Regions from separate parts of the Mus musculus genome. Here all the other regions are linked to region 1. The links are chromatin loops, found by intact Hi-C in ENCODE. Cell type or tissue: left cerebral cortex. All regions are shown on one strand.

The links. A loop is a pair of places that touch in the nucleus more often than their neighbours do. Peaks named below come from ENCODE experiments on the same cell type or tissue, not always from the same donor. Only the 100,000 strongest peaks of a DNase experiment are listed, where the experiment ranks them.
Region 2: a loop joins it to region 1, with 4 times the contacts of the local background. A loop is called at or near these places in 10 of 42 quality-filtered maps.
Region 3: it touches region 1 in a loop (4-fold over the local background); 33 of 42 quality-filtered maps call a loop at or near these places.

Annotation. Positions count from the first base shown.
Region 1 is chr2:158,640,633-158,643,132 of GRCm38, forward strand. No RefSeq gene overlaps it. Among named protein-coding and RNA genes, the nearest start is that of Mir3474, 3.3 kb to the left of the region's middle. In left cerebral cortex, a CTCF peak has its summit at 1,429 (motif pointing left); DNase peaks (open chromatin) are centred at 743, 1,439, 2,154 and 2,314; H3K27ac peaks cover 1,734 bases.
Region 2 is chr2:158,378,386-158,380,885 of GRCm38, forward strand. It overlaps Snhg11 (small nucleolar RNA host gene 11), which reads left to right. Exons shown (of 5, transcript NR_164123.1): 4 at 2,386-2,466. It overlaps Gm25129 (a small nucleolar RNA gene), which reads left to right and starts at 1,149; the gene lies at 1,149-1,281. In left cerebral cortex, a CTCF peak has its summit at 1,561 (motif pointing left); a DNase peak (open chromatin) is centred at 1,536; H3K4me3 peaks cover 2,156 bases.
Region 3 is chr2:158,545,459-158,547,958 of GRCm38, forward strand. It overlaps Arhgap40 (Rho GTPase activating protein 40), which reads left to right. Exons shown (of 15, transcript NM_001145015.1): 12 at 1,250-1,390; 13 at 2,161-2,336. Among named protein-coding and RNA genes, the nearest start is that of Arhgap40, 34 kb to the left of the region's middle. In left cerebral cortex, a CTCF peak has its summit at 1,501 (motif pointing right); a DNase peak (open chromatin) is centred at 1,512.

The DNA.
Region 1 (2,500 bases):
AGGCCAGGTGGGAAGCTGGTAAGCCATACAAGAGGATGTAACTTGTCCCCAGCCCAGGAGACATCATCAAAGATTCACCAAGAACTGGTGTGATGAGACCGGCCCTGCGTGACTATTTTACCTAGCGTGATGTCACAGATGTCACGGCATCCTGAGCGGCAGTTGTGTGTATTGTCTCCTGTCTCTCTCCCTTGTCCCTACACACACACACACACACACCCTTGTTTTAGGAATGGTCTGACAGTCATTGGCTACCCTAGTCCTCACTGTGTAAACCCGGTTGTCCCAAAGCTTGTGGTAGCCCTCCTGCCTCTGCCTCCAGGATGCTGGGATTGTAGACGTGAGCCAGCACACCGGGCTGTTCCATGCTTGCTTTATCTGTGGTACTGGACATGCAGGTCACCTCTCTCTCAGCTGTTGGGAACATTAGTGTCTGCAGGCCTCCTTTGGCATGGGTACTGGATGGGGTGCAAGCTGGACTTGAATTATCTAAGGAACCTGTTTACAGAGCAGCAACCATCTTTCCGTCACATCAGAAGGCCCCGGGTTCTGGCTCCTTATCTTCACCAGTTCTTACTTTTGTGTTTGCCTGCTGGTTGATGGAGTTGACGTCTTTTCCAGCGCCTGTTGGCTATGTGTGTCTAGGAAGTTTAATTTCCCAGGGTTCTGTTTCACTTGTACTGTGGGCTCTGCCAGTGCTTGGTGGCTACTCTGCAATGACAGCCTGCATCCTCAGCCGCCTACATCCCACATCCAGCCCGCACCCAGCCCATCCTGAAGCGTCACACCCGTGTAAGGATGTAAAGCCTCCACCCTGGCCTGCTTGGTGTTAGCATGTTCACTGCTGTGTCTGGTCTATTAATACTTTGTCACTCGTCTTCTAGAAGATTCGAGAGAAGTGGATCTGGCAGTTTAAAATCCTCATTAACAAGAGAGCAGGGTTACTAGGGTGTTCCCCAGAATGTTCAGGAAGACGAGGAAGGGACCTTCTTCCCCTCTGGCTACTGTCTGGCTTACTGAACCTTTTAGAATTGTTTGTGTTTCTTTTTGTTTCCCACTGCTAGGAATGAACCAAGGGCCTCCGTGCCTGCTAGGCCCCACCACTGAGCTACACTCTCAAGCCCTTGGGGGTGTGGAGATAGAGGTCTGAGAGCTGTTTCTCAACCTGGTTTAGCAAGAGGACTGAGTCCGGTTGCCTGAGTCTTAACAGCCTAGGATGTTTTGTTGAACATCTGGCCAATCTGGGGTTTTCTTTCTTTTTCAACCATCCCACCTTGCTATCACCCGGCACTTGGTGGGGCTTGAGGTTGGTGGACATTCTGTAACCCAGACAAGCTTCAAAAAACTTCAGGGGACTTGTTTTAATCCTGGAGCCCCTCACTGTGGGAATACACTGGTGAGCCAGCAAGCCCTGGTCCTCTAGTGCCACCTGGTGGCTTTCTGAGGAGCCACAATGCCCTGGATGCAAATGCATAGGCTCTCTGAATTCAGGGCTGCTTTTCAGAAAGGACCAAATTTATTTGTAAGCACACGGTATACTCTGAAACCAAGAGACCCCAGGGACTCTTGAGAGCTCCTGCCACTTTCACCACCCACCTGGCTCCCTTTTTTCTGTGTCAGGGTCTTGATACATAGACTGCCTTCAAACCCTAGATCCTCCCACCCTGGCTTTCCTGTATCAGGCTTGGTAGCTGCACTTCCATACACAATTTGGATAAGGACCACATTGGAGAGCGCTCCCCTAGGAGGATGGGGTGAGGAGGCTGAGAGCACAGGTGTAGTCTGGGACATGGCGTGTTGAGGCGCTGTAGCGGAAGAGTCTTCAAGGAGACTTTCAAGCAGGTGTGGCTGGAGCCTATTGTCCTAGCAGTTGGGCTATATAAGATGCTGGGGCTGGGCAGGGAGGGAGAGATGCAGGCAGAAGTTTGGATGGTCAGGTTGCTGCTTTCCTTGTGCCATGTGGGTGCCCCTTTCCCTCTGTACTTCTGTGGGATTCTTGCACGTGGCCTCCAGAAAGCAGAGCCTACTGACTGGCAAGGAAGAGATGTTCCCCTTCTCCTGCAAGCTTGAAAAAGCAGTGCTCCTGAGAGCATCTTGAAGCTGGTTCCAAGGGCCTGGTGTGATGAAGACTTACGTGGCAGTAGCTGGCTGGCAACCCAGCTTCCCCTAAGCTTCAAATGAGCTCTTGCATGGAGAGGCCCCATCCTGTTTTCAGTCTGCTTGAAATGGTGTGTGAAAGAAGGGAGTCACATAAGCCACCTGGGTTTCTGTGCAAACCATGTCCTCCTTCTTGTTGGTCTGTTTTTTAAGTGCTTTGGGGTAGAAGATGTAGCTCAGTGGGATGCTTGCCTCCCATGCACGGAATCCTGGGTTTAGTCACCAGTGCAGCATCAACATGGGCGGTTTCATAATCCCTGCTCTTGAGGAGGAGGGGGAGGCAAGAGAGGCATAGAGATACCCGGCGATACATAGTGACTTTGAGGCCAGCCCGAGACCCCAT
Region 2 (2,500 bases), 260 kb before region 1:
ATCCATCCATTCCTGTTGGGCACTACTTATATTGGTGGTATGATTGGTGGTGACTGCCCTGCCATAGGCCAAACACACTGTTCTTTTTAGCAGTTAAAGCCAACAATGGGTTCGTTCTAGAAGTAAGAGCCAACAGTTTTGGGATGCTTACTGACTGGTAACTTCTGTGCCAACCCTTTGCCCCATAACCACCATGCCCTGCTGTAAGCAGTGGCAAGCTGGGTACTCATCAGATTTCATTTGCTTTGCTGGTGACTCCACTGTAGATAGAGGCATCCTGAGTGTTGCCATGTCAGGAACATTCTAGACCCACCTGTACTTGAGGTCAGATCTCTTGTCCAGTCAATTCTTTGGAGCATTGGTCCCTTGCATGCAATACAGCACTATGCATGTTGCCACGGGTTTTCAGCGATGATACAAGAGCCGACTGGACACGGGACTCCTGTCCTGTCACTCTCTGAGTCAAAGATAGACTCAGAACTTCATTTTCAGCATTTGAAAAATAAAAGGATAGGTAGATGTGGTGGTGCACACCTTTAATGCCAGCATTTGGGAGACAGAGATCTCTGTGAGTTCGAGGCCAGCCTGGTCTACAGAGCAAGTTCCAAGACAGTCAGGGCTACACAGAGAAACCCTGTCACAAAAAAAAATGAAAAATCAAAAAACAAACAAACAAGAAAGAAAGAAAAGAAAAGAAAGGAGGGGGCTGGAGAGATGGCTCAGTGGTTAAGAGCACTGACTGCTTTTCCAGAGGTCCTGAGTTCAATTCCCAGCAACCACATAGTGGCTCACGACCATCTGTAATGGGATCTGATGCCCTCTCTGGTGTGTCTGAAGATAGTGAGCATATTCACATATATAAAGTAAATAAATCTTTAAAGAAAAAAAAAAGGAGAACTAAAACAATGACAGGCAGAGATAACTTGTGTTCCACTTGAGCTAATGTGCCTGTCCCAACCCCTTATGTCTCCCAGTAGCCGTGCTCAGGGGATCTTTGGTTATCCTTGGCCATGAGGCTTTATTGGGCCTTTGTAGGAAAGAAGGACCATGGCAGGGGAGCTATGCTTAGCTAGGCTTTCCCCGGACTCAACCCTGCAGGCCTCCAGTGTCTGCATCTCTTTTTGGCCTCATGTCTGTTTTGCATCTGCACCTGCATTTAGAAGCCGACCATGGGCTGCGTGTGCTCTGGCCATACATGATGCAGGGAGAGGAGTTGCTGAAGGCCGTTTCCCGTGTTTGAAGGGTCCACTCCTCCCTCTCAAATGCTGGCGCTTTCACACACTCCTGCCAACACTTAAGCCTCCCCACAGGACGTGGATGGCTGCGTGAGAGTCATCTCAGTTTTGTTTTGCTTTGTTTTGTTGGTTTGAGACAGGGTCTCACTATGTGGGTCTGGGCTGGCCTGCCTCTGTCTCCCAAGGGCTAAGATTAAAAGAGTCATGTGCTGGGGCTGGAGCGATGGCTCAGCAGTTAAAAGCACTGGCTGCCCTTCCAGAGGGTCCTAAGTTCAATAATTTCCAGCAACCACATGGTGGCGCATGATTATTTATAAGGGGATCTGATGCCCTCTTCTGGCGTTTGGGTGTACATGCAGCAGAGCACTCATACATTAAGTAAATGGATACATTTATATTTTGGCTTGGGCTTTCTCAACGTGGCTCTCTTCTATCAGAGACCAAGGTTTTGACACTTTCGCATCTAGGAAGGCCAAGGTGAATTGCACATAATGAGTGGTACGTACTCACCACTACAAGGTTTTTATAAAGAAGCTATCTTTTTGTGTTTCTTTTCTTGAAACAGACTCTCTTTGGAGTCCTCTAACTTGCTTTGTGGCCCAGAATGGCCTTGAACTCACAGAGAGTCTCCTGCCTCTGCCTCTAGAGTGGCTGGGATTAAAACCACCATGCCAGACAGAAGCAATCTTTTGGAGTTGGTGTACATGCCCGAGTGGGCCTTTGAAGAAATTTGATTCAATGAACAAAGGAGACTTTTTTGGTTTGTTTTTGTTTTTGTTTTTTTCGAGACAGGGTTTCTCTGTATAGCCCTGGCTGTACTGGAACTGTAGACCGGGCTGGCCTCAAACTCAGAAATCCACCTGCCTCTACCTCCCAAGTGCTGGGATTAAAGGCGTGTGCCACCACCGCCCAGCTACAAAGGAGACTTATAGGAGAAGGCGTGGGAGGGACTCTGAGGTTGACATGCAGGCCACTAATGACAGTATATAGCGGAGGCTGCTGGATGTTGGGACCTTGGTGGGAGGAGCCCTGAGAGGAAGGCCCTGAGCTCTGTCTCTGCCACTTATATGACTACTCAGTTGTCCTGTGGGGAGCTGTTTTAGACTCATAGGTCTGCATGCGTGTTCACTTTCTGTCCATCATTAATTAGGAACGTACTCCCCAACATCAGTGTGGAGCGACCAGAGAGCATGACCATCTCGCAGTGATCGCCTGCAGGGGCCTTAGCCAGGTGAGCTACTGCCAGACCGCTGGGTCAGAATATG
Region 3 (2,500 bases), 95 kb before region 1:
CTTCACCAAGGCCACACCTCCTTCACCAAGGCCACACCTCCTTCACCATAGTGCCACTCCTTGGGCCAAGCATATTCACAGCACCACAGGCACACACTTAATATATTCCAGCAAAGCATTCAAATGCACCCTGGGCTTCCCATCTCTGGGTTTCTGCTTAAGCCTTTCACTCTGCCTGGATACTCCTTTCCCTTTCTCCAAAGGCAGAACTTGGATGTGGTGGCGCATGCCTTTAATCCCAGCACTAGGGAGGCAGAGGCAGGTGAATTTCTGAGTTCGAGGCCAGCCTGGTCTACAAAGTGAGTTCCAGGACAGCCAGAGCTATACAGAGAAACCCTGTCTCAAAAAACAAAACAAAACAAAAAATAAGGGATGCTTATTTTTTTAAAGACTCAGTTCAGGGTCAGTTGTTCTGCTGAAAACCCCCTACCTGCCTCCCAGACTCCCATAATTCCTTTTTCTTTGCATGCAACCCCCTAACTTACATTGCTATTAAAACACAGTGAATTGCAATTTTTTAAAGATTTATTTTTATTTTATCTGTATGAACTTTTGGCCTGCATGGGTGTGGCCACACCACATATGGCCCTGCTCCCTGCAAAGGTCAAAAGAAGACATCAAATCCAAATAGGGGGAGTTCCACGTGATGTTGGATGCTAGGGACCAGCTAATGAAAGAGCTGCCAGTGATCTTACCTGACAGCTCTTGGATGCTACCTTTTTCCTGTTATAGGAAGTTTTTTTTTTTTTTTAAATATTCCTTAAATACTAGTTTTTTACTAGTTGGTTTTTTTTTAAAGTATCAAACAGCCCAGATGTATACAGCAAGATAGAAATCTCATCAACTTCTCCACGCGTGTCACTGTGATTAGGCTTCTACACCTCATAGTCTGTCGAACCTTGGAAAGAGGGTCGCTGGGTCTTTGCTAGATTCTCACACTGCACAGTGGCTGAGCTGACCTGCAGTTCTCCAGGAACTCTGCAGGCCAGATGTGTTTGGGGGACATCTCTGCATGGTGTGCCAGTGAGAAGCTTCTCTCAAGCACAGCTCTGTCCAGTAGCTCCAGGGACTGCTCGATCCTGAGTCCAATACTCCGGGGTCCTCATTGGGGCTAAACCTCTAACATCTCTGGAAGCTGCTTCAAGGTGTCCGTTTCAAGCCCTGTGCGGGAGAGGCAGCGGTGGCTGAAATGGGGCCTTGCTTGCCACTGCCATATCAACTCAGCTGAAACATGATTCTTTCTGGACAGGTCGCCTCTTTCTTGGTAGCTCAAGTGCGAAAACTGAATGACAGTAATGGCCGTCGTTCCCAGCTCTGTGATGGGGGCCTCAAGACTTGGCTGTGGAGGACACACGTGGACAGAGACAAGGCTGGGGAAGGGCTTGAGGCGGTGAGTGGCTCCCATACCAGGCGAATGGAGAAACCGAAGGGGGAGAGAAGGTTGAGGGGCGGGCATCCGGGTTTTTCCTAGGCCCTGCCACCAAACTGCCATGCATAACCGTCTGTGACCTCCAGGCGGCGCCGGAGCCGCATCTCAGAGATCAAGGAGCTGGTGCCGCGAAACCAGAGGCAGGGGCTGAGGGATGGGAAGCTGGCCTGGTGGGAGGTTCTGGAAGTCACTGACTTGGCCCTATGGTTAGGAAGTCCTTTGTGAGCCTGGGGCGGGGTTCCGAAAGTGGATAGGGCTACTCTGAGGAACAGGGATGTGGAAGAATCGAAGATTCTTTCCGGAACATGGAGCAGGAAGGAGTTTTCAACACAGCCACTTGGGAAAGTCGTGTGTGTGTGTGTGTGTGTGTGTGTGTGTGTGTGTGTGTGTGTGTGTGTCTTGTGTCTGTGTGTGTCTGTGTTTCTCTGTGTGCCTGTGTATCTCTGTGTGTGTGTCTGTCTCTGTTTGTATGTCTGTTTGTGTATCTGTGTGTGTGTGTATGTGTGTGTGTCTTTGTATCTGTGACTGTGTGTGTTGACCAGCAGACATGAGCCAGGGTGTACATGTGCACATCTGTATGTAGCTCGTATGTTCATGCATTTCCACACCTGGCTGTAGACGTGGGCTTGTGCATGCATGTGATGTTGAATACTGGTCTAAGTATTACACGTGCGCATGAATTGCAGGGATGGAAGGGTCTTGATTCTTTATCTCCAAATCTTCACCTCCAGACTCCCAAAGTGGCAAAGATCCAGGTCCAGGCGACTTGGCCTAGCATGGATCTTCTGCAGGTGCCTCTGAATCCTAGCACCAGGGTGACCCACGTCTTGAAGCTGTTCACAGAGCACCTCAACCCTGGCTCACAGCCTGAAGAGGGCAGTGAGAACCCAAACAGCCTTCTCTCACAGTAAGTGCCACCTCCCTGAGGCAGGAGCCTCCATTCTGCCCTGCATGGTGTGGAGAGGGATAGGGTTTGGTCCCTTCCAGCTGAAGGCCATGAGGAGTTACACATGTCTGTCCCTGGCCTTCCCCTTTCTGTGGTGGTCAGCCTTTTTAGAACTTCTTGGCTCC